Linked DNA regions of Homo sapiens: region 1 is linked to region 2. A link is a contact called in ENCODE Hi-C or POLR2A ChIA-PET data. All regions are on one chromosome and are shown on one strand. The core of a region is the stretch at or near the end of the contact, and the rest is flanking DNA. Distances in the headings are between cores, read along the strand shown. Region 1 has its middle 52 kb from the start of LINC01874. Region 2 holds the start of ACP1 (acid phosphatase 1).

Region 1 (5,629 bases), core at 2,396-4,895, 180 kb after region 2:
GTGCACGCAGTTTAAAACAAGGTTAGACAAATTAAATTTAACAGAGTTTAAGTGAGCAAAAAAGATTCATGAGCCAAGAATCACCGAGGACAAAAACAGGCGCACGGTGGGCAGGGAATATTTATAGCAGAAAGCAGAAGTGACTGCAGAGATAGCCTGATTGGCTACAGCTCTGGCTCGCTGAGACGCAGCCACCTGTCACCGGAATACACACCCGTGGCAGCTTGTGGTTTGTTTACATGCTGAGCTAGGCTGAGGCCTCAGAGTACGGAGGCAGCTTTAGCCCAAATTTAACCTAAATTAACAACACGACGGTGCCCGCCACAAACATACAGCCTAAACTGCTAAAAGTGCCGAGGTTGGAAACCCTGAAATATTTGTACAAATATCCCATTTAAACTTCCTGTCATTCTCCGTTTAACTTTCCAGAGTCAAGTACTGTCAGTAGTTGGAATAAGCCCTTCCCACTTTCTGTCTGCTATGTTTAATCTCTGTCCTCTCTCCAAATATATTTCTGATTAAAAATGAGATCATGCTATGAATATAGGTGCCTTTTTACTTCAAATGTATCGTCGACATTTTCCATGGAATCCTTTCATCTTCCACTCGTTTTCTGGGGTGCAGCGAGTGCCATTCCCTCAGTTCTACGTAAGTCAACTGAGCTGTTCCCTGCTGGTGGGTGTGCGGTTGGTTTCCCTTTTGAAGGCTGCCTCCCACATGTATCTCCAGGTCCCCATTTGGCAGGTCTTAGGGCAGCGTCTCTGCAGGTTCCCTTGCACGAGGCACACACCAGGTGAGAGGAACCCTCGGCCACAGCTGGGCTCACACCTTGGTGCCGGGGCTGCGTTGCTTCTGCTTCTGGGAACTGTCTTCACCTTGGGTTCTCCCTGCTGGATTGAATGCATTTCCCCCTGTTGAATGCAGGGGCTCGAGTCGTCGTGAAATTTCCTTTTGCCTGTTGTAGATGTTGTAGACGCTCACCAGCCCACTGGGCATTTTCAGGGCCTGTTGATTGCATTTGGCTACAAGATTGGCCTTTTCCATAGTTGCATTTCCAGCATCAAACACGAGACCCGGCATGTGGGGGGCACTGGCAAATGTTTACTAGGTAAATTGACAAAGTTCCATGTCAGTGGAATGAGACATTCCATCTCCCTGGCTCCAAGGCAGCCCGGAAGAGAGTAGAGGCAGTGAGACGCAGGAGGTGCAGTGCGGTGCGCTCCAGGTGGCCTCTGACAATGCCCAGCACGCGAGATCTTTATCATCTTTACTCGGATTAGCGGCCCCTGCACGTGGCTGGGCCTTCAGGGAGCGGTCACGTGGGATCGGATTGCTGCTGACTTCTGCCAGTTGCTGGTGTTGCCTGGCACATGGGTTAGCTGGTATTAGCTCTTTCCAGCCAATACACGGATACGCCTCTGCAAGGGAAAATGTACGTAATGTTGAAAAGAGACACACACATTCTGTTTTTATCAAGAATTTGCAATGTAGATATGAATCTTCCAACTCCTTTTTCTTCAAGACTCTTTACATAGAATTAGAGTCTTTGTTTTTAGCATTCTATATAATGCATCAAAATACCCAGAAATATGGAGAAGCGGAGGTCTGAGGAAGGGAAGAACGTCGAATGGTATGTTTAGATATTTCACAGCGGAACTCTTAGTGTGACACATGTGTTTATAAAAAGTACCACTTTCTACATATCTTGCTCTAACAGTGAGGGGAAATAGGGTTTCTGCAGAGCGCTCAGAACCCAGGGCGCTAAAACCACTTTGTGACCTGGACACCAGGGAGCCAGTTGAACTGAGCCACCTTGTGGGAGAAGCGGCCGCTGGTGCAGTGGACAGGGCAGGAGCCACGGAGGCACAGAGCTGGGTGCTAGGACCCTGCATGGGGCACTGCTGGGCCAGGCCAGGGCAACTGGGGGGTGCCATGCAGGGCAGGGGCTCCTCTCTGAGCCGGAAGACTTGGATGTGTGCGGCCACAGCTCCAGGCCCCCGACTATAAAGCTGACTGTGGTGCTTTTGTGTCCCATTAGCATCGTTCTCTACTTATTAATTGCACATGAGCTAATTTGGGTCCTGGAGACACTCTCTGTAGCAGAACAAACTGTACTTTCGAGATCCTCACAGACGCCCGGGAACAAAAGGCCAGCCAGCGTGAAGTACAGCGTGAGCCGTACTTTGCACCCTATTCGTGTTGCGCGGTTCAAGAATGTTGGCTGCAAAGTCTTGCCAAGCTCCTTTTCCAAAAAAATGTTCTTTTTGGTCTTAGAATGACCATCCCATCATGCAGCAAACTAAGCATGATGGTCATTTCCGCATCTGCTTGGCAGGGCTGCAGTGCCAGTTACTTAATCAAACACTCTGCTAGGCGTTGCTGTGAGGGTATTTTGCAGATGTGACTGCCTCTGAGGGGGCTGACCCTTGATAATGTGTGTGGGTCTCATCCAATCTGTTGAGGCCTTAAGAGCGAAAACTGAGGTTTCCTGTAGAATAAATTCTGCCTCAAGACAGCAGTGGCATCCTGCTGCGTTTCCAGCTGCTGGCTTACTCTGTCACTCTCAGACTTGCCAGGCAGACCCCACGATTGCAGAAGCCAATTACTTCAAAGTAACTCTCTCTCTCCCCCACTCTCTCTCCATATAAGTGTATATATTCTCTATATGTATATACACACATTCACTCCCTCTAAATACATACAGATTCCTCTTGTGGGCTCCGTTTCCCTGGAGCACCCGGGCACCCTAGCCTAAGGGACTGCCACAGTTTTAGTGGATACTCTTCAGTGTCTCCTGCCTGTGATCTCCTTTTCTGATAGTGGGTCTACAGCTTTGTTAACCAAACGAATCTCCACACCCAGTGCTGTTTACAGCACGTGCCACCTGCTCAGGTGAGTTGGCCGCGGGTAGATGGAGCAGGCAGAGCCCAGGCCTCGGGGAAGCAGGTGGAGCAGAGGGTGGGGGGATGGAGGACAGGGCACCGTCTGTTCCCGAAAGACACGAGATAGGAACGTGAAGACCACCCTTGAGAAATGGGCTGTGGGGGCTGTGCCCAGCAGGACAGGGCAGCTGCTGGGTGGGCTTCGGGGCTTGTGGAGACCACCGGCAGTTTCAGATGGCAGACATTGGTGATGAGACGTTCCCACCCCGTCTCACCTTTCAGCCCTTGGAGCCCTTCTCCCGTTTTCTTGCCCTGCCTATGGGCTGGCATCTCCATGCTTGCTTCTCTTACGAGAACCTGGCCCACTACAGACCACTGTGACAGTCACGGGAGGTCCTGGAATGACTTAAAAGAAGGCAACACTGTCTGGAGGTTCCATCACATTTTAGCATCTTTGTGGCTTCTCCAGGCCCCAAGAGTCAGGCTCTGCCCAGGTCCAAGTCTGGCTCAGAACAGAAGCCTTCACAGACATTTTATGACGAAGGCGTTCAGTTGCCCTTTCGATTTCAGCCTGCTTCCCTCACCACCCTGACCAACATCCCAGAGAGGAGGCAGCACCAGTCTGTGTCTATACAGTGCCTTGATTTGAAAAATACTACAATAATTACAGAACTGTGTGTTGAGGCTCCGTAGACACTTACAGGCAGCATCCCTGGGAACTGTGTCCCTGTGAGGCTGGAGAAAGCCACAGAGACAGGATCTGGCTTTTCGGAGGGCAAGCGCGTGGTGGAGCAGGCGTGGGGGGTGCCGCGCTCTGTGTCACCCAGGCTTTGCAGCCCTGCAGCCCCAGCTTGGCTCTCTCCCTCCACCCTCCCGACAGCCCAACTTCCAGGCCAGTTTCCACACACACGCCCTGTTTACTGTGGCGCGAACTCTGTGTCCTGGAAGTAACATCAAAACTGTGCTTTACTGTAAAAGAGCATTTTCATGTTCACTCATAATGAAAGTATGAGAAGCAGGGAAACGATCAAGGGTCAGCTTCTCAGAAGCAGTCACTTCTGCAAAATGCCATCACAGCAATGCCTAGCTGAGTGTTTGGTTAAATAACTGGGACTGCAGCCCAGCCCAGTGGACACCAAAACGACCATCACACCGTTTGCTGTGCTGTGAGATGCTCACTGGGAGCGCCCCAACAGCTGTGTGCACACGGGTGAGTCTTCAGGAGACACCAAAACGACCATCACACCGTGTTTGCTGTGCTGTGAGATGGTCACTGGGAGCTCCTCCACAGCTGTGTGCACACGGGTGAGTCTTCAGGGGACACCAAAACGACCATCACACCGTTTGCTGTGCTATGAGATGGTCACTGGGAACTCCCCCACAGCTGTGCACACACAGGTGAGTCTTCAGTGGACACCAAAACAACCATCACACCGTTTGCTGTGCTATGAGATGGTCACTGGGAACTCCCCCACAGCTGTGTGCACACGGGTGAGTCTTCAGGGGACACCAAAGTGACCATCACACCGTTTGCTGTGCTGTGAGATGGTCACTGGGAGCTCCCCCACAGCTGTGTGCACACAGGTGAGTCTTCAGGGGACACCAAAACGACCATCACACCGCATTTGCTGTGCTGTGAGATGCTCACTGGGAGCCCCCCACAGCTGTGCGCACACGGGTGAGTCTTCAGTGGACACCAAAACGACCATCACACCGTTTGCTGTGCTATGAGATGGTCACTGGGAACTCCCCCACAGCTGTGTGCACACGGGTGAGTCTTCAGGGGACACCAAAACGACCATCACACCGCGTTTGCTGTGCTGTGAGATGCTCACTGGGAGCCCCCCACAGCTGTGCGCACACGGGTGAGTCTTCAGTGGACACCAAAACGACCATCACACCGTTTGCTGTGCTATGAGATAGTCACTGGGAACTCCCCCACAGCTGTGCACACACAGGTGAGTCTTCAGTGGACACCAAAACGACCATCACACCGTTTGCTGTGCTATGAGATGGTCACTGGGAACTCCCCCACAGCTGTGTGCACACGGGTGAGTCTTCAGGGGACACCAAAGCGACCATCACACCGTTTGCTGTGCTGTGAGATGGTCACTGGGAGCTCCCCCACAGCTGTGTGCCCACGGGTGAGTCTTCAGTGGCACTTCCCACCCCCCACACTGCCCCTACACAGCCACCTCCTCGGCCATCATGCTGGTCTCTAAATCAGCTGGGGGATTTGAGGAGGGAACTCTGCCAATCACTTGGATATTGACTTGGAGAATCACAGACAGACTCACAGACAGCCCTCCCTGGAGAGGGGGCCCGCTTCCCCAAGTCACCAAGCAGCGTGGTGAACAAGGTGAGGCCCTGGCCTTCGCGCCTCCAGGCTGCCCACAATCACCTCCACACCTGTGCGGCTCTGCTCCGGACCGCGTCTCTGCTCTTCGCCTCCCTTGACTCCCAGGGTTCCCTGCGTCTCGTCACTCACAGTGTTTCCACATTGGCCAGTGAGCACCACCTCGGGCCCCTCCTCAGATCCACAGACCGGAACCTGCCTGTTAGCAAGGGCGCCGGCAGCTCCTCTGCAGACTGAAGTCTGAGCAGCTTGGCCCACAGCACTTGCTTGGCCGGTGCCTAGCCTGCACTGTGGGTCGTGTGTCTGTCCACTTCTTACCAACCCAGGCGAGGCCAAGGTCTGTGCAGGAAAAATCCCACCCCGTGTGTCCTTCAATCCCACCCCAACTTTT
Region 2 (5,612 bases), core at 2,935-5,434:
CATGAATCTTATCCCCTCAGAAGACTTTCTACTTTGAACTCTCTCAACCAAGCAGTATTAGAGCAAATAAGCAAATTCCTCAGTTGAGAGTTAATCTTGCAAACATCCTGCTGTAGGGAAAGGTCATGGCCTGATCTGTAAACACGGGAAGAGAGCCATTGGACTTGGGAATCAGATGCAGCCTCACACGGCTGCAGACCGCAAGACTCATCCTAGACACAGCTTATGTCACTGTGATCCAGCTGTTGACAAGGCTGGTCACAGTGAGGACATCTTCAGTGTGTCAGCTGAACTACAGAAAATGTTACAGATTCTAATCAACTTCTGATAAAATCATGCGTGGTCATAGTTACATGCAGTGAATTTCTCTGTCAGAACAAAAAGAATATGCAAATAAAAATTTAGACATAAGCCTCAAATCCCATCCTCAGCATCAAATGATGGCTCACCCATTTTTCCTCTGCTGTACCATAAGGCATATAGAGCATGACCTGATCAGAGTGCTGATGTCCCATTCTATCATACTGATGAAGACACAGGTCATTACTAATGAAGCCTCTTAAACCTCACATCATGGTTAGCATCTGCACTCTCATAAACGTCTTAAGTCCCTTGAATCAGGCAAAATCTCTATAAATATTTAAGTTTTTTCTAAAAAAAGAGTGGCTGCCAAACCTCAAGCTAAGAAACTTTCAAATAAAGTTTTCTTTAAAACAAAAGTTAAAATGTTTTAAATTTTCATAGTAACACATTTTTTTTTTAAATTAGAAGGTCTTATAAAATACCGGAAAGACAATTTTTACTTTGGAAACCTCAAAAGCATAAATCAGCTTAAGATCTGGAAATAATTTTAGGTATTGATCGCAGTTCTATAAACTCAATGCTAGAGTCACTGGGGACAAACAGGGACATGAGAATCCTACTCGGAGTAAATTGCCACCTGAGGTGACAAAGCTGACTACGGTTTCCAATCTAGTTGTACACGGAGGGTCAGGAATGAAAGCAAGAAGACCCAAGGGCCCCTCTCCACCACTTTCCTTACCAGAGTTCAGATTCCCAAACTTTTGCTTCCCTTATATTATTTTCTTCAATGGACTCTAATTATGAAAGGAATACTTACAGGAAAGCAAGCTTACTAAATTTGGTTTTCCAAGTTCTTACTGATTACATATTAATCAAATTATTAAACCTTATACTTTATGTGAAATGGAGGTTAACTCATTAAACTGATAAAATTCCATCTAAGATCAAAGGAACTTGAATGCTGCTAAAGGTATATTTAGAATAAACTAAAGAAATCTTAGCCAAAAGAAAGTGTATGTATCTAATCTTTAGAGAGGCTTTCAAATGTTGCTTTAAGCTACTTTTATTAACAAAACTGCATTTTGAACTCCACTGCTTGACAACTATGGCCTTTGTTTCTTAAGTCAATTCTTACCTTTCTGGGGCCTTGGTTTAACTACTTCCTTTGTTTTAAGGACACAAAGCTTGTCAGTTCTCAAAATAAAAACCTGTCTCTCTGGTCAGATCATTAACTCCCTAGTCAAACTTTCAGACTACCGTCTGAACATCAAGTGCTAGCCTGAGCTTGTTTCCAGTCCCCCAACCCCAGGCTGTGGCTGGGGAAGGAAGAGGACAGCGAAAGCTTTCTCTGCTCCCTCGGGAGACAGGAAAGCCCTTTATTTATTCCTGCCCTTCCTCTTCTCCAACTGAAGAGTGTGATCTTGGTACAGAGCAGTTCCACACATGCCACACTGGTCTGATCTTTTAGAGTAAAAAATGGGATCTTCTCAGAGAAAATTTTTTTAAAAACTTCATGTGCTTAGGTCTCAGAGCAGAGAATTTTGTCTTATCATGACGCCACTCACTGGCAAACAAGCTGGCGTGCACAGGGACTTGTGAGGCTCTCAGCAGAGTCAGGGTAGCAGTTATTTCCCTTTGACTGCCTCAACTTCCTATGTTTGTGTTGACATGCCAGATCCTTATTTCTGCGGAATGAGAAATCTCTTGAGAATAAAGTTTTCCTAAACAGAACAAAAGTATCAAATCACTTTTGATGAGCAAACATTATTTTAAACTTTTTTTTAACTTACAAAAGATGAGGGGTAACATTTACTAGTTTTACAGAAATTTTCTTTAAACAGAACATTAGTGAACCAAATAACCAATTCTCCTCAAACATGATAGACAGGATGGAGGTTATCACTTTGATCATTTTAACCTCCAACATAGTAATTTGTAAACATCAGTCGCTGCACAAGTATTTTAATAACAGGCCAGCCCACGGGAGTAAACAGCACCTTAGCCTCGAGACCTGTTCTCTCAACTGTGTGTACAGATTTTCTAAGTCGTTATGAATTCAGATATTCCCTACATCTCAATAAAAACACCTAGGAGAACAAGAAATCAGGACATGCATCTCCTGTAAGCAGAAGAGAAACCGAGCACCTGCTCTCTTGCGGGGGGGCAGCTTCGTGTCACTTTCCAACTCAGCCTCCACAGGAGCATGGGCATATTGGTTCAAATGAAGTGTAAAGGACACATCTCTGTCCACAGTGTAAATCCTATTTCCTTAAGGTGGTCAACCGATTGAGACCAGTTCCACACTTCCTTAAAGAAGGAAAAACTCAGCAGCCAGCGCCAAGGCCCAGCGATCAGAGAGGACCCGTGCTCGCCGCGACCCCGCGCTCGCCCTGTGGCCCCGCGACCCCGGCGCCAGGTGTTGGGGGGACCGGCCCTTCCCTTCCGGGTGTGAGGGGCTGGCCCTTCTCTTCCAGGTTGGGGGGCTGGCAAACTCGAACCTCGCCGGCGCCCTAGCCAAGGCCTCCTCCCCGCGCCTGCCGCGGGTTCCACGCACATTCCAAGCGCGCGCATTCGACCCAAACTTCAGAGACGCTTCTGTGGAACGGAAGGATGGTCGCTGACACCTCGCCGTTCAAATATCAGGAAGTTAAAAATAACACGACCATCGTCATCATTCCAAACTTCGGAATAGCTTTTCTAAAAATGGAAAAGACGGTGGCTAAACTTCAATCAAAATCGCTGTGGTCAAGAAAGTCCTGGAAGCTGCTCTATCTTAACTTTGGGCGGTTTGCGGTTAACAGACGCGCGACCTAGAAACCCCAGAGGCATCGCCGGTTTTCCCGTCCTCCTCCTCCCACCACCGCCCAGCTCTTGAGAGGGGAGGGTGCTGCCGGACAGGTGGGTCCCCGGGTACTCACTGCTGCCCGCCCGGCCGCGGCGCCCCGTCCCGAGGCTGCCCAGGAAGAGGAAGGCGCGCTGCCCCGCCCCGCGGACAAGGAGGCCCCAGCGAGGGCGTACCTGCGGCAGGTGACGAAGGAGGCGGCGCAAAACACCCGCCGTGTACGTTTCGCGGGACAAAAACCACGCGCCCGCCGGGCCGCGCTCAGGCCTTCGCCCTCAGGGACTTCGGAACCGCCCCGTCCTCAAGATCGAAAAGCCCAGAGCCCCGCGGCGGCTCCAAGCACGGTGTTGGGGGTGGGGGTCTCAGGGAGCGCCCAGGCCCAAGGCCGCCCTGGTCCGGCGTGGACCCCGCGGGGCTCAAGGCAGGTTCCCCGCGTGACCCGCCCAGCCCCTCTATGCGAACTCGAACGACAGGCACCACAGCCCGCCACGTGCGCGAGACTCGCGCTGTGCCCCAACCCAGGTGGGCGGCCCGCGGAGCCGCGAGGCCTGAGCCCGCCCTGCAGGTGACCCGCGGCCCTTCCTCCTCCAGGTACCCCTCTCCTGCGGCCCCGTCCCCTATAGGTAACCTTTACCTCCCGCGGCTCCTTCCCCTCCAAGCGACCCGCAGCCCCGCCCCCTCCAGGTGACTCCCCCCCGCCAACCCCCGCCACCACACACACACACCCCCTCGCCTTCCGCGGCCCTACTCCCTCCAGGTGACCCCACCCCCGCAGCTCCTCCTCCTCCGGACAACCTGCAGCCCCGCCCCTGCAGGTGAACGGCGGCCCAGTCCCTGCAGGTGACCCGCGGACCCTCCCCGCCCGTCCTACTACCGTCATAGGACCGCCTCCGCAGGCGCACTGGAGCCGATTGCGCAGGCGTGGCTCTCACACGCGCTGCCCTGTTGGCGTTGGTGCGGGACTGCGCAGGCGCGCGGGGCAAGAGGGTGGCAGTGCGCCTGCGCCGCGTCGGCGTGCGGAACGCCGCGGTGTCTCGGCGCCTCTGCGCGCGGGAAGATGGCGGAACAGGCTACCAAGTCCGTGCTGTTTGTGTGTCTGGGTAAGAGGGCGCCGACTTACTCATGTTCTGACGTCCTCTGGAGAGTTGGATCGGGCTTGTGCGCTGTAGGTTGTGCCGCCGGCCTAGGAACCATGAGGGGGAGGAGGCCAGGGACTGGGAGGCCTAGGGTGTTCTAGGAGTGTGCCGCAGCGCCCCTGTTCCCCATCCGCCCCGTGCACCCGCCCAGCCTGCCCGCTAAACCTGGGTCCCCTCGCGCCTGCCATATATCCGGGGCTCTTGGCATCTGCAGCCACAGCCCCTACAAGCCAAGGTACTTTCTTTGCGACTACTAGAATCCCTCTCGTTCCCCTCCAATGGGCCCAGGTAGGCCTGGAGGTTGTCGGACTGATGTGGTCTCTTAGGGGCCTCCTGAGTCCTATGACAACATTGTTTTGTTTGCTAGTTTCCTTAGCCCATGCTTAGATAGGGATCTGAGTTAAAGGGAGATGAAGTTTTACGGTTTCGGGTTTCTTGATTGTAAAAGCCAAGCAAAGGAGACCTGGAGGTCCCTATATAACTTTGGCCCATGAAAAATGAAAGTGTATTTTATTAATGGCTTTTCAGGAACTTTCCAGCTTAAATTATTTTCACTCCTAGAATTTCAACACTTAGCTTGCCTTACTTCAAACATAATTTATTTTCCGTTTGGTCTTCAGGGATCTTCCTTTGGTGTAGCACTACAAGGTTATATTCCTCGGTGCCTCCACCCTGAGAGGAAGGCCTAAATTGTCAGTAGTCCGGTTACTTAAAACCTTCTGTGAGTTTGCATTTCCTGCAGTTTCTGTTTATTTTTACAGACTCCTCACTTTATCTCCTGTACCTTTTCCTGCTCACACCCTCGGGACACTGCCTTCCAGAACCTTTCGTTGTTCGGTAGCACTTCACATGCTTACTGAGCCTTCATCGCTGGGTGCCCATTATGCATTTTGCCTGGAAAGCCTTTTTATTTTATAAAGTCAAACCTAAATATTTCCTCCTTTGCTTTCCCAGATCATGAGTTGCTTCCTTATCGACATCTTTTATTACACAAATTTTACTATAATTTGTGTAATATAGTAAAAGATGTAATACAGAAAAGGTGTGATTCCTTATCGACATCTTTTATTACACAAATTTTACTATAATTATTTGATAGTCTGTTGAAATCCCAGCTGAGTTTAATTTTGTCGATGGCAATAACTGTGGCTTATTTTTCATTTTGTTTTCAGCTTTAGGACAATATATGATAAACGCTGACTAGGTTTTGTAGAAGTTAACTTCTGTGAAAGACGAATTAGAAGGCTTACCTTGTTTCACATTGGTAGTGGGCATCATTTGATTTTTAAGACTCATTGAAGGCTGAATGATGAAATCAATAAGTTTATTAA

What was found. A loop is a pair of places that touch in the nucleus more often than their neighbours do. ChIA-PET counts read pairs that join two places held with the same protein, here RNA polymerase II (POLR2A). Pooled maps may share reads with other maps.
Region 1: a map of CD8-positive, alpha-beta T cell shows a loop between it and region 2 (3-fold over the local background). The contact joins the enhancer-like site here to the promoter of ACP1 in region 2. A Hi-C loop is called at or near these places in 8 of 168 maps with a recorded cell type or tissue (B cell, CD4-positive, alpha-beta T cell, CD4-positive, alpha-beta memory T cell and 3 more), 3 of 37 single-sample maps with no recorded cell type and 11 of 50 pooled maps. POLR2A ChIA-PET finds 5 or more read pairs at or near these places in 1 of 52 experiments (activated CD4-positive, alpha-beta T cell).

Annotation. Positions count from the first base shown.
Region 1 is chr2:438,011-443,639 of GRCh38, forward strand. No RefSeq gene overlaps it. Among named protein-coding and RNA genes, the nearest start is that of LINC01874, 52 kb to the right of the region's middle. Within about 2 kb of position 3,646, at least 6 of the 41 ENCODE cell types and tissues checked have a DNase peak (open chromatin) inside an H3K27ac peak, as active enhancers do; they include B cell and CD8-positive, alpha-beta T cell, where a contact is called at or near this core.
Region 2 is chr2:260,763-266,374 of GRCh38, forward strand. It overlaps ACP1 (acid phosphatase 1), which reads left to right and starts at 4,185. Exons shown (of 6, transcript NM_004300.4): 1 at 4,185-4,245. The coding sequence starts at 4,203. It overlaps SH3YL1 (SH3 and SYLF domain containing 1), which reads right to left and starts at 3,270. Exons shown (of 10, transcript NM_015677.4): 1 at 3,222-3,270. The coding sequence starts at 3,222. RefSeq lists silencers at 3,166-3,745, 3,816-3,895 and an enhancer at 4,246-4,295.